Regions from separate parts of the Homo sapiens genome. Here regions 1, 2 and 4 are each linked to region 3. Evidence: chromatin contacts called from ENCODE Hi-C or POLR2A ChIA-PET data. All regions are on one chromosome and are shown on one strand. Each heading gives the region's core, a stretch centred on a gene start or an enhancer-like site at or near the end of the contact. The rest is flanking DNA. Distances are from core to core; before and after follow the strand shown.

Region 1 (2,773 bases), core at 140-2,639, 560 kb before region 3:
AAACGGTCCAATGTCCGGTGACCACGGCCATATAGCAAGAGGTCACAGTCAAGCACTGTTATTGGTATAGCCATGGTAAATGTGAATGTTGGCTCTCCTCTTTGCTTTTTCTGAACTGTTCCCAATGAAGATGTTGGTGCAAGAACGTATTTTTAAGAAAGTATCAGAATCCAACAGCTAACCACAGTTAAATGGCTCTGCCATTTATAATCTTCTCTCTGTAAATGTTAAAAGAAAAAACATTAGGAACCTACCAAAGACTTTAAAGTGACTCAAAGGCTGGAGCAGCTCCTTTTCTACAAATTTCCATTTTGTTGAGGCAAAACGTACTGTACTTACAACTCCGGATTTTTCTCCACTAACTCATGGCTGCACGACAGGCTTGCTCTGATTCAAGGATAATGGGAATTCAATCTTTGTGGCTCATTTAATGCTTGGCATTTCAATTGAGAACACCAAAAGAATAATGGAGGTGATGACATAATTATTCACAAGGTAAAAGAGGTCGGCTTCTAACTATATAGGCCAAGAAGCAGCTGACATATGTCATAACCACCTTGGGTAAGAATTGGTCACGGGTTTCATTATCCAAAGACTTCTGGTTTCACCTGACAAATACAGGACAGATGCTGGGGTGTTCAAACCAGTCTAACAAGAAAAGAAGGGGCAAAAAAAAAAAAAAAAAAAAAAAAAAAAAAACAACCAAAGTCCACAACCCAGCCTTATGGACGTACACTGTGTGCTGTAACAAAAGGCTTTTCCCTCACTCCAAGAACTCCAAATCGTGAACCTGAGGGCCAGGAAGTACGGAAGACCAGACACATTGGAAGTCGGGAGCGAAAAAGAGGCTGGCCGAACCAGGTTTGGGAAGCGACTCTGCCACTTTTAAAGGGCACCCTAAAAACGGATGTCAAAGTCTGATTGCGCCGGCCACTCAGTTAGCCCAGGCCCGTCACCCACCTCTCCGCGGCTGCCAGGTTACCAGCCACACTTCCCACCCACCCAGCCGGGTTGGGCCCTCCTCCGGAACCGGCGACTGCACAGAGGCCGCCACGGCGCGCAACAGCGGCACCGCCCCTTCCGCGTCAGCGCCCGCCCCGCGCCGCGCCCTCACTGCCGCTGCCGCGGCTACCTGCGGTTCATCTCCGCACATTCCACACGCGGCCCAAACGGTCTCTCTCTCTCTCTCTCAAACACCGCCTTTCCGTCTTTGTTTTATCTTGAGTAGCTTAGAAAGATTGGAGAAGAAAGCTTACGTGGAATGAAAATCAACTTTTATGGATATTTTGAGGACTAAAAGAATAAATAGGGCGTCCGTACTGTAGCGAAAGTGCGACTAAGGTTAGGCATCTGGATTTCCCCCGTAGCCCTCTTTCACCCCCCCCCCCCGGCCATTACCGAAGCGGATGAAAACAAACACTAACGATGGCGGCGCCGGGAAGCGACCGGCTGCTGGGCTTAAGGCGGGAGTGACCGCTTAACCAGTGAGGGAAGCACTGAAGAGCGCCAGTCGACGTGGGTGCGACAACTCGCGGAGTCTTAGGAGCAAAACGTCTGGGGCCTGCGAGCCAGGACCCTTCTGAAGCCTTAGGTGTCTATCGGCGACGTGTACGGTCACTGCAGCTCCGGAGCGCGGAACCCTCAGCCAGGAGGCGCGGCTGGTCGGTCCCAGGTCCCGGCCTCCGTAATGAGAGCCCGGAACCACTCTTTGTGCCGCAGCTTCGCAGGTACTAACTTTTGCGGGGGATACCCCAAGATCTCTCAGCGCCCCCGGGTGGGAGGCTGTGGATCTGCGGCCCCTTGGCTGCTGCTTCGTGGAAGTAGAAGGGATTAGCCACGGTTCAATCCCCTGGGCCCCTGAGTTTTCTGTGGGAAGTTGAGTTGGTCTAGGCCCCGTTGGCCCCTGCTTGTTTGGCAGAGAATCCCCTCCACCCCAGAGCTTTCCTCTCCACTTTTTCAGCTCCTTGGGTTAGGTCGTCAGGCGTTTTGGAGGTAATTTGGGGGGCCATAACTCCGGGGTTGGGTGCCAATATGAGTGAGGTAGGTTTTCATTCAATCAAGATTTGCTGAGTGCCAAATATGTACTCCGCGTGTAGGTGAGGGTGACTGTTGACTAGTGAAAAAAGGGACCCATGGTTCACGACTGTCTTCTTACTGGCAGTGGAACGACCTGTGGAAACCTGTGATCCATTCTCATTAAATAAATCTCTGGGTAAGTGGCTAAGCACCTTCTTGAGCTCATCACTAATTCTTCCCAGTTTTCACTTTTCCAGTGAGTTCCCAGTTAGCCTGGTCAATTCAGCGTAGCATTTCACTTTTGGTATTTCTTCGTTCTCTGGCCACCCCGCAGCCAAAAAGAAAAAAGAGATTTTAAAAAATTACCTATTTTCTCATTACACTTAGTTTAAAACTCATCTCCTAAGGTGATAGAATTTATTGGACACCTTTAGTGGGAGATGTATTATAATAAGAAACAACAAGCTCTTCCTTTACACTAAATTAGCTTCCAGATTTTGTGTGTTGTTTTATGACTGTTAGTCCTTTTCATGTGTGCATGTAGTGGCTCCAGCTCAATTATGAGGTTTTTTTTTTGTTGTTTTCAACTCTCCATTTATCAGCTCAGGAGAAGTCTTTTAGTTTTTTAGATTTTAAAATTTTTATTATTATTATTAGAGATAAGGTATTGCTGTGTTACCCAAGCTGGAGTACAGTGGCGCCTTCATAGCTAACTTTAATCTCAAACTCCTGGGCTCAGGGAATCCTCCCACCTCAG
Region 2 (3,184 bases), core at 12-2,511, 580 kb before region 3:
AAAAAAGAAAAAAGAGAGACAGACTCCTTGGGTTTCCATTGGATACTCCCCAGAAAGCAGACCCTCACAGGACAAGCGTTTGCCTTCAAAGTCTTGACCATCCTCTACTAGACTCTAACCTCTAACCACAAACACCATAGTTATAAGATTTCCAAAGAGGCTGGGGAGAAGGAGGATAAATCAACCAGGAAACAATGTAGACAACAAGGTTATCAGGAAACAAAGTAGACAACAAGGTTATCAGGAAACAAAGTAGACAACAAGGTTATCAAGAAACAAAAAGAAACTGTCATTGCTACACTAGTTAAAATGATACAGACTTTGAAAAGCAAAACAGCCAAGAAACCACATGGTTCCTTTACTTCTGAAGCCTCTTGTGACAGGATCTATATTCCTAACAGTCTATATTCCTAGGAAAATTGGGATCACAGACGATCAAACAATAACTCACTGTTTTCATAACTTGACTGGTAAGTGGGGGGAAGGGAATTGGTAAACGACAAAAAGTGACTTACAGTGAATTTAATGATCTGTTGGGGATATGTGGGGAAGTCACGTCCCAGACATCAGCCTCAGTTTACCCACCCAGAAAAAGGCGAGAACATAACACTTCGCTCAGAAGAGCCAGAGGGCCTTGTTCCATAAGCCTCCACCTACTCAAAGGTCCCTTCAAAGGCTGGACTCAGTAGGGGTCCCCAGTGCAATTGAGGCATGACACCCGGAGACTTCGGGGTGGGGGGAAAAGGAGAAAGGAAGGAGGGTCAAAGTGCGCAAAGCTCTATCGGTTCCTGGAAAGCCATTTTCGCCACACACTGGGGGTGCCCTAGACCCAACATCTCCTCCCTAAAGAACCACACCGGGAAGCCCCAGCAACTCTCCCTCCTTTCGGCTTCTCCCTCGGTTCCGGGCTGCCCCTCCGGCCGCGCCCCTCAACGCAGTCCGGTAGCCCCTCCTCTGGCAGTGTCACGGCGGCCGGCCAGCCTGCCCACCCGCCGGCGCCAAGGTCTTCTCAACCCCGCGGCGGAAGGATGCCGGGCTGGGCCTCCCAGGCTCCTCCTGGGCCTACCTGCAAGGCAGACGGGAGCTCGGTTTGCAGTCCAGCGAACGGGCTGAGCCACAGGGAAAAAGAAAGAGGAGACAGGAATAAAGGAAGGGGTCCGTTCTACCGACCGGCAGGAGAAGGCGGCTTGAGCGCGGGGCCTCGCGGACAACTCAGCCCTCGACCCGGCGCCGCCGCCGCTCAGGAGACATCAAGCAAGAAGACGGCGCAAAAGATCACCGAATACAAGAACGCCCCAGACATCAAAGGAGGAACGCCCAAGCAATCGTTCAAGGAACCACAGCCGAGCGCCGAAAAACAGCTCAACTCCTACTCAAGGTCCGGCTCCTGTCTGAGGCGTAAATAAACAAACCCAGATCATAAGCCACGGGTTAAAAAAGAGCCTGCACTTCTGCCATTTTCTGTGGGTCGCCGGCTGTTAAAGTTCTTTAGAGAACTGGAGTTTCTCGTGAATGTGTTGAAGATCAAATCATAGCGCAATAACACTTGTTGTGTAACTATAGTCCCCCAACTGTTCTATGGACTCCCAACACTCTTTATCCCAATTGAGCAAATTAGTTAACCTCATTTGACCCTTAGTTTCCTAACAGAGCAGTGAGGGGAATTAAAAATCATAGAGACAGAAAACGAGAGAGAATTCAAGCTGAGGAACAAAATGAACAGTCTACGTAAAAGCTCCAGTTTAGTCCCCACAAAGCATGACCAAGAGAAGCTGGGAAAACCCAGAATTATGTAGCCTGACCTTAAGGCAGGGGGAAAAAAAGCACACGGATTGCTTTTCTCTTTTATTTTCTTCCAAAGGCCTAGAGCCACAGGTGTGCTTCTTACATAATAAGCAAAAGTCTCTTTGGGTTCAGAACCTGATAAAGTGTTGACATTTTCATCACCACAACAATGGCTTTTTTCTGTAGTCTCTTAGTTGATAAATGAATATGCTCAGCACAAATATGGATTAATATGTACATCCTAGATGTGATTCAATAAATCACAAAGATCACTGCAAGTATGGTTACCAATTGTGAGCAATCATAGTCTACCTTACCTGCTCCTAGGGAGGTTTACACCCTTCCCCACTACTCAGAGAGGAAGGGTGTAAAAAGGAAACAAGATAGTCCCAGTTTGTCGGGCGCAGCGGCTCACGTCCATAATTCCAGCACTTTAGGAGACGAGGCTGGTGGATTGCTTTGAGCCCTGGAGTTCAAGACCAGCCTGGGCAACATGGTGAGACTCCAGTCTCTATAAAAAAAAAATAAATAAATACAAAAAGTTAGCCGGGCCTGGTGGCTCCCGCCTGTAGGCCCAGCTACTCGGGAAGCTAAGATGAAAGGATATCCTGAGCCCGGGAGGTGGAGGCTGCGATGAGCCATGATCACACCATTGCACTCCAGCCTGATCTATGGAGCAAGACCCTATCTTAAATTTTTTTTTTTTTAAATGCCGGGCGCAGTGGCTCACGCCTGTAAGCCCAGGACTTTGGGAGGCCGAGGCAGGTGGATCACGAGGTCAGGAGTTTGAGACCAGCCTGGTCAAGATGGTGAAACCCCGTCTCTACTAAAAATACAAAAATTAGCCGGTCGTGGTGGCGGGTGCCTGTTATCCCAGCTTTTCGGGAGGCTGAGGCAGGAGAATCGCTTGAACCCAGGAGGCGGAGGTTGCAGTGAGCAGAGATCGTGCCACTGCACTCCAGCCTGGGCGACACAGCAAGACTCCGTCTAAAAAAAAAAAAAAAAAAAAAAAAAAAAAAAAAAAAAAAAAAAAAAAAGTCCCAGCCTTTGAAGACTTTAATTAAACTCAAAGAGCACATCCTTACAGTATTAGCCTTTTTTAAATAATGTATTGGCACTTTACAAAAATCTCCTCTAAGTCTTTGAAAATACTGCCCAGGCCGGGCGCGGTGGCTCACGCCTGTAATCCCAGCACTTTGGGAGGCCGAGGCGGGCGGTTCATGAGGTCAGGAGATTGAGACCATCCTGGCTAATGCGGTGAACCCCGTCTCTACTAAAAATACAAAAAATTAGCCAAGCGTGGTGGCAGGAGCCTGTAGTCCCAGCTACTCGGGACTACAAAAAAAAAAAAAAAGAAAGAAAGAAAACTCTCCTTCTTGGAGAGGCTTGTGGAGCATAG
Region 3 (2,953 bases), core at 198-2,697:
GCTACTGACACCGGTTTTTCAGAGATAAAGTTTCTCGAAATTCCTGCAAAAAACACCTTGCAGCGGGCCATCCTCTGATATGACTGAAGTCCAGGCCCCACTGAACGCTGCCTGAGCACAACATCCCATACCCAGCCTCCCCATCCTTCATCCAGGGCAGGCCCACAAGACCCAATGACTGTGAAGGCTCCCAACTCCTGTGGCTTTTCCCCAAGAACACCTGCCCAGTTTAATTGGAATCTGAAACCCATTTAAGAGAAGCTGTGACCAGTTTCGAAGTTTTCAGAAAATAGCTTATGGTGGTGTTATAGAACAGAGAACCCTCTGAACAGGGAAAACGACAGGGCCTCTTAGGGAGTCGTGCAAAGTTAGTAACCAGGCAGAAGAATGGAAGGTGAGGGAAGTAGAAGGAGCTTTACCGCATTGGCATTCCCGCCGACCTGCATACACCTCAGCTGGAACCAGTTCCAGTTGGAATCCAACTCTGTGGACCTGTGTACAAGGGCTGCGTCTCACCCACTAGCAGATACCAGCAGGATTTCCCTGGCAACCCGGATACCTGTCACTTGGCCTCAGGCTGCTGTAGGCACCCAGGAAACATTAATCAGCCATCACCCCATTTCCTCCACACTACCCTGTCCATGAAAACTCTCCTCTTCGTTCATTTACTCCAAAGAGTACTAATTATGTCCCCAGATCCGAAAGGAGGTCACATTCTCAGGCACGCACGCCTGGATTTGGCTTTCCCCTAATGGATGGTCACAGTCTCACTAGAGACATACTGGTCTAACAACATATCAGCAACAACAAGGTCAATGCCTCCCTTTCCCCTCAACTAACGCTCAGAGTCTCAAGCCTGACCGTCAAAAAAGAGGAAGTTTTGGCCCAGAGGCGGAGACGGACCGCCCATGTGCCAAAGGGCCCACACAGGTGGTTCCCTCTGGCAGGAGGCTACCGGACCCTCTCGGCCCAGAGGCTTCCCACCGAATTCAGAGCGGCCCAAGTCGAGGCAGCCACTCTCCCTTGTTGCCCAGACACCCCTGGCCGGCCGGGTGGAAACACGGCAACCGCGCGGAGAGCCTACCTGATGAAGCTCAGATGGACGCCCAGGGAGCGGTGCACCCCGGAACAGTCAATGCACAAGAAAACACCGTACGTGATGCTGGCCCAACTCGGATTCTTGGCGCCGCAGTCGAAACAGGCCTGGGTGGAGGCGGCGATGAGCGAATCGTCAGGGGCCCCGAGTAAAGGCCAGGCACCGACACCCCAGAAACATAACCCACCTCCGCCCTTCTCCCTCCCTCAGGCCCCAGCGGGACGAGAGACTCCGCGCGCCCCCTGCTCACGCACCTTGTTGGTTGGAACTGCGCGAAGCCTCTTAAAAAGAGTCTGGATTTCGGTCTTGTTCGGCTCCGCCGCCATTTTCTCTCCTTCCCAGACACAACCGCGGCTGACGGGTCCCGCCGCGGGCCAATCCACGGCGGGGAGGGCGGGCTCACCAGGCCGGCCTCAGCGGTGCCTGGGCCAGCCGAGGGGTGGGGTGATTGGAGTCCGATCTGGACCAATGGGCAGCCGGCGGGACGGGGGCGGCGACGACAACCGCGGCCGCAAGAATCAACGCCGCGCCGGGCCAATCCGCAGCCGGGGCGGGGCGACGGCGCGCGGACCGGCCCAAACCTCCTCGCGCGCGTAGTACCCTTCCCCCCGCCCCTCCCACGCCGCAACCCCCAGGTGGAGTCGCCCCCACGCCGCGCAGGCTGCGGGAGGCTGGGGGCGGGGACCCCCACTCCAGCTAATTACAGATCGATGAATAAGGATTAGGCTGCCCAAACACTCCTCGTCCCTCCGGCCCGAACGGGCAGACGCATTGGCCCGCGTCTCGCCCAGCCTTCAGCCGTTCTCGGTTAACAGCAAGCCTGACAGCGAGTCCCCTCCACTCCAGATTAGTATCTCGAAGTTCCAGAGCAGGTACCAAGCAGGCAAACCCTTTTCCAACCCCGGCCCCATAACAGACGCTAGGCCTCTCTCTAGATGCCCTCTGGTGGCCTGGCAAGGGTGTCCTATCAAAAAAATGCACATGAGCCCGACAGTGGTGTTTTTGTTTTTGTGTGTGGGTGTGTGTCAAGTTTTAATACACGCTAGAACAAGCCACAAGAGGGTGCTGCTAGGCCAGAACTACACTCACCCCAAGCCCACCCCAGGAACCCCAAAGCAGAGGTCAGGAACTGAGTCCACAGCTCCTGGGGAGGCCCAGGCACCCCTGAACGCTTCTGTCACCTCTGACCTCCCATCTTGCCCTCAGCCTAGACTCGTCCCTTCCCTACCAGTCCCTTCCCTAGACAAAGGCCCCTCCCCTCCCTGGGTCCCAGGACTTCCTCCCTCAAGGGACAGAGGAGCAGCCAGAGAGCGACGGTTCAGGGCCCTGAGGGTCCGGCTCTCCAGGAGAAGCTGGGCTCTGAACCAGGGTGGGTAAACGTTGCAGAAGGGCTGTCAGGACACTCAGGCGCCCACACACTCCACGTAGTTGGCAGGGTACAGGCCAATGCGGCCACTCTGCAACTGGCCTTGGCACCAGCCCTGCTCGTCCTCCTCACTCATCTTCAGCAGCTCCTCCCCTGGGGGAAAGGGGATTGGTCACTGCCAGTGGCCCTGGCCCAGGCCCTGTTCCTGCAACTGGGTCAAGGACTGAGGGGGATGGTGTGGTCCCAGAGCCCAGCTAGCAAAGACATGGCTCAGGCAGAGGCAGGTCAAGGTCAGCAAGCTGCCCCACCCCAGACCCTGAATGCAGCCACCAGGCACCAGCTATCTGGACCTGGAACAGCTGAAGGGACAGAGGACTGGCCCTTAAGAAGTGGGTATTTGGCTTCCCTTTCTGACACCCCTGCTCAGGCAGATAAGGCAGAGGCTGAAGCTAGGAAAGGGGTCCCAGGGTACCTGCTCGGAAGCTCAGCTC
Region 4 (3,181 bases), core at 449-2,948, 590 kb after region 3:
AAAAATACAAAAAATAAAAAAATTGCTAGGCATGATGGCACTCGCTTGTAATCCCAACTACTCGGGAGGCTGAGGCAGAAGGATCGCTTGAACCCAGGAGGCAGAGGTTACTGCAGCCTGGGCCACAGAGGAAGACTCCATCTCAAAAAAAAGAAAGGACATTTCATTGACCCAAATAATTGGGAGATAATAAACACAGAGCTGGAATCTTTTTTTTTTTTTTTTTTTGAGACGGAGTTTCGCTCTTGTCGCCCAGGCTGGTCAAACTCCTGACCTCGAGTAATCCGCCTACCTCGGCCTCCCAAAGTGCTGGGATTACAGGCATGAGTCACCGTGCCCTGGAGTCTTTCATCTGCTTACAAACTTCAACATCAAGGGAAGACTCTTACCATGGTAAATAAAAATTATTAATACATCTGCATGGCCGGGCGCGATGGCTCTCGCCTGTAATGATCGCTTGAGCCCTGGAGTTCGAGACCAGCCCGGGAAACATGAACTCCGTCTCTACTGAAAATACAAAAATTAGCCGGGCATGGTGGCAGGGTCCTGTAGTCCCAGCTACCCAGGAGGCTAAGGCGGGAGGATCGCTTGAACCCGGGAGGTGGAGGTTGCAGTGAGCCCAAGATCGCGCCACTGCACTCCAGCCTGGGCGACAGATTGAGACATTGTCTCGAAAAAAACAAAACAAAACTCTTAAAAAGTTACATCTGCAATACTTACAAATACATACAAAAACAGTAAGTATTCTCCAGGCTATGATAGGACCTTTACAAGACACACCAAACACTGCTATTGCGGATTTTTTCCAATTAACGAACCAGCGTGATCTCTGAACATGTGAAACGGTCGCGGCTTCTCCGGCGCCTAGTCCTGGAGTCACTTTTAATCTAAGCACCACTCCAGTGAGAACCACACAAATACTTAGGAACCTACCAGCTCCATTTCTCCAGCAGTTCTGCTAGTGTGGGGATGCTTACTAGCTGGAATATTAAGAGCTTTTTCTAAACGTCTCTATCCCCGTTTCGACAAAACCGAAAGGAGGCAGATGACGTGTGGAAAGGCCTGGCCCACAGTCACAGGCCGCGCACGCGGAAACTCATCCTCACATCCACCCTCTGCGTTACCCAAAACCGACCCGGGGCGTTTGGGAGACTCAGGATGCCCGAACTTCGGTCATATTTCAAACGTTCCCGGGGCAAGCCCTGCACCACAGATGGCGCCTCGGGCTTGGCCCGGGCCGAGGGCGCAGAACTCGGCCTGGCCCTTCTGCGGCCCGGAGCCCAGGGCCGCCCCGCCTGCAGGCCCGCAGCAGGCAGGCCTCGGAAGCCGACCTCGCCCGCCTCCCTCGCCGGGTCTGGCCAGGCGCCGTGAGGAGCCTAGGCCGCAAGCCCTGAGCTCGAGTTCAGGTCCCCCCGCGCACCCTTGCCTTCTGAAGGCGAGTCGTCCGAGGCCGCGGCGGCAGTCACCGCGGTGGTGGTGGTCGTCGCCGCCGACGGGGCGGGCTGGCTGGGGACCGCCGCGGTTGAGTCCGGCTCAGTGTCGGGTTCCGGCTCCGGGTCCCGGCCCGGCGTGCTGCCCCGAGGACCCGGCGGAGAGAGTTGCAGGATGGGCCTACGGCCGGGTACCGCCCGGGACTTCTTCCCCATCGCGAGCCCAAGCGCGAGCAGAGAGCGTCGGGCGGCCGAGAGGGGCGGGCACTGGAGGCTGGGCGCTGGGCCCTGGGCGCTGCGACGCGTAATCAATATTCATACACCGTGACACCGCCTCCAGCCCGGATCCGCTTTCAACCAGCGGAGCACGCGCTTGCGCAAGCGCCTCGGACCCTTCGGCTCTTCTGGCTCCTCCTCACCAGGAGAAAGGGCGGGATTACCAACTGCGCTAGGCGATTGGCTGTTTTGACCCAGAGAAGGGACCGGTGGCCAATGGAAAAGGAAAAAGGGTGAGAGTCCAGCCAATAGTGCGGTAGGGCCTGAATTAGAACGACTTCCCCACTTCCGTCGGGTTCCACCCATGCGCTTTCCCCAAGCCTTTTCTTTGCCTACTTGTCCTCCATCTTGTGGCTATTCTCGGCCTAGAGTTTCATGTTGTCTGTCTTCTAGAAAGGTGTGCTGCTGGGCCCAGCTCACTCACGCCTGTAATCTCAACACTTTGGGAGGCCGAGGCGGGTGGATCACGAGGTCAGGAGTTCAAGACCAGCTTGTCCAAGATGGTGAAACCCCGTCTCTACTAAAAATACAAAAGATTTAGTCGGGCGCGGTGGCAGGCGCCTGTAATCCTAGCTAGTCGGGAGACTGAGGCAGGCGAATCGCATGAACCCGGCGGCAAAGGTTACAGTGAGCCGAGATCGCGCCACTGCACCCCACCCTGGGTGACAGAGTGAGACTGTCTCAAGAAAAAAAAGAAAGGTGTGCTGTTTTCTGAGCCCTTCCCCACGTTTCGCCCGGATTATTGTGGCTTACTTTGGGTATAGCATTGAACATTAAATGGGACAGTGGGTCTTTTACGCTTTTGTAATTTCCTGCAGCACACAAATAGATGTCTCATATTTTCTCGCTTATTAGCTGGGAAAAATCACGAGATACTCCACTACCTACAAGGAAAAAGCCTAAAATTGTTGGGATGGCATACAGGAACCTTACCAGTTTTGTACTACTATCGTCAACATGCTTTAATTTACCCTTGCTTTAACACTGCCCCCTCTCCCGTCTCCTGCCTCTGGAGCCCGCCACTTGGAGCATCACCTCCCTCACTTTTCCTTTGCACTGACTGGAATAATTACTGCATCACATGATGAAAGTCTTTTATTGTTTCATCAGGGCGCAATGCAGACGCAGTGCAGGCGTGACCTCTCCTGCCCAGCCTCTCCCTGGCACTTGACATCCTGTTGACATCCGTCTCCCCTCTAAACTAAGGAATGCGAGTGGTATTTATTTTTATATCCGCAGCAGCTCAGTTCCCACTAAAAATATCTAATACTTACTGAGCTCTATGTGTCAGTCACCAAGCACTTTACACGTAGAATTGCATTTGATCTTTTAAAATGATTATTTCTAATTTTATTTTTAAACGTGTCTTGCTCTGTCATCCAGGTTGGAGTAACGTGGCATGATTATAGCCCACTGCATCCTCAAACTCCTGGGCTAAAGCCATTTTTTTTTTGAGACGGTGTCTCGCTCTGTTG

Evidence for each region. A loop is a pair of places that touch in the nucleus more often than their neighbours do. ChIA-PET counts read pairs that join two places held with the same protein, here RNA polymerase II (POLR2A). Pooled maps may share reads with other maps.
Region 1: a loop to region 3 is called in a map of CD14-positive monocyte, with 7 times the contacts of the local background. The contact joins the promoter of ATG13 here to the promoter of ARFGAP2 in region 3. A Hi-C loop is called at or near these places in 2 of 168 maps with a recorded cell type or tissue (CD14-positive monocyte and naive thymus-derived CD4-positive, alpha-beta T cell), 3 of 37 single-sample maps with no recorded cell type and 12 of 50 pooled maps. POLR2A ChIA-PET finds 5 or more read pairs at or near these places in 1 of 52 experiments (HEK293).
Region 2: a map of CD8-positive, alpha-beta T cell shows a loop between it and region 3 (2.6-fold over the local background). The contact joins the promoter of AMBRA1 here to the promoter of ARFGAP2 in region 3. A Hi-C loop is called at or near these places in 2 of 168 maps with a recorded cell type or tissue (CD8-positive, alpha-beta T cell and naive thymus-derived CD4-positive, alpha-beta T cell) and 7 of 50 pooled maps. POLR2A ChIA-PET finds 5 or more read pairs at or near these places in 1 of 52 experiments (Panc1).
Region 4: a map of B cell shows a loop between it and region 3 (17-fold over the local background). The contact joins the promoter of FNBP4 here to the promoter of ARFGAP2 in region 3. A Hi-C loop is called at or near these places in 6 of 168 maps with a recorded cell type or tissue (B cell, CD4-positive, alpha-beta T cell, CD8-positive, alpha-beta T cell and 3 more), 12 of 37 single-sample maps with no recorded cell type and 22 of 50 pooled maps. POLR2A ChIA-PET finds 5 or more read pairs at or near these places in 1 of 52 experiments (activated T-cell).

Annotation. Positions count from the first base shown.
Region 1 is chr11:46,616,164-46,618,936 of GRCh38, forward strand. It overlaps ATG13 (autophagy related 13), which reads left to right and starts at 1,390. Exons shown (of 19, transcript NM_001346311.2): 1 at 1,390-1,727. It overlaps HARBI1 (harbinger transposase derived 1), which reads right to left and starts at 1,064. Exons shown (of 3, transcript NM_173811.4): 1 at 961-1,064; 2 at 1-218. The coding sequence starts at 74. RefSeq lists an enhancer at 1,197-1,376 and a silencer at 1,356-1,650.
Region 2 is chr11:46,592,762-46,595,945 of GRCh38, forward strand. It overlaps AMBRA1 (autophagy and beclin 1 regulator 1), which reads right to left and starts at 1,262. Exons shown (of 18, transcript NM_001387011.1): 1 at 1,067-1,262. RefSeq lists enhancers at 1,014-1,514, 1,017-1,446.
Region 3 is chr11:47,175,432-47,178,384 of GRCh38, forward strand. ARFGAP2 (ARF GTPase activating protein 2) reads right to left here and starts at 1,448. Exons shown (of 16, transcript NM_032389.6): 1 at 1,351-1,448; 2 at 1,085-1,203; 3 at 420-492. The coding sequence starts at 1,422. PACSIN3 (protein kinase C and casein kinase substrate in neurons 3) reads right to left here. Exons shown (of 11, transcript NM_016223.5): 10 at 2,935-2,953; 11 at 2,091-2,615. The coding sequence ends at 2,500. RefSeq lists enhancers at 1,196-1,425, 1,967-2,548, 2,396-2,445, 2,526-2,575 and a silencer at 1,476-1,905.
Region 4 is chr11:47,765,643-47,768,823 of GRCh38, forward strand. FNBP4 (formin binding protein 4) reads right to left here and starts at 1,699. Exons shown (of 17, transcript NM_015308.5): 1 at 1,427-1,699. The coding sequence starts at 1,646. RefSeq lists enhancers at 64-989, 784-843, 990-1,914 and a silencer at 1,104-1,713.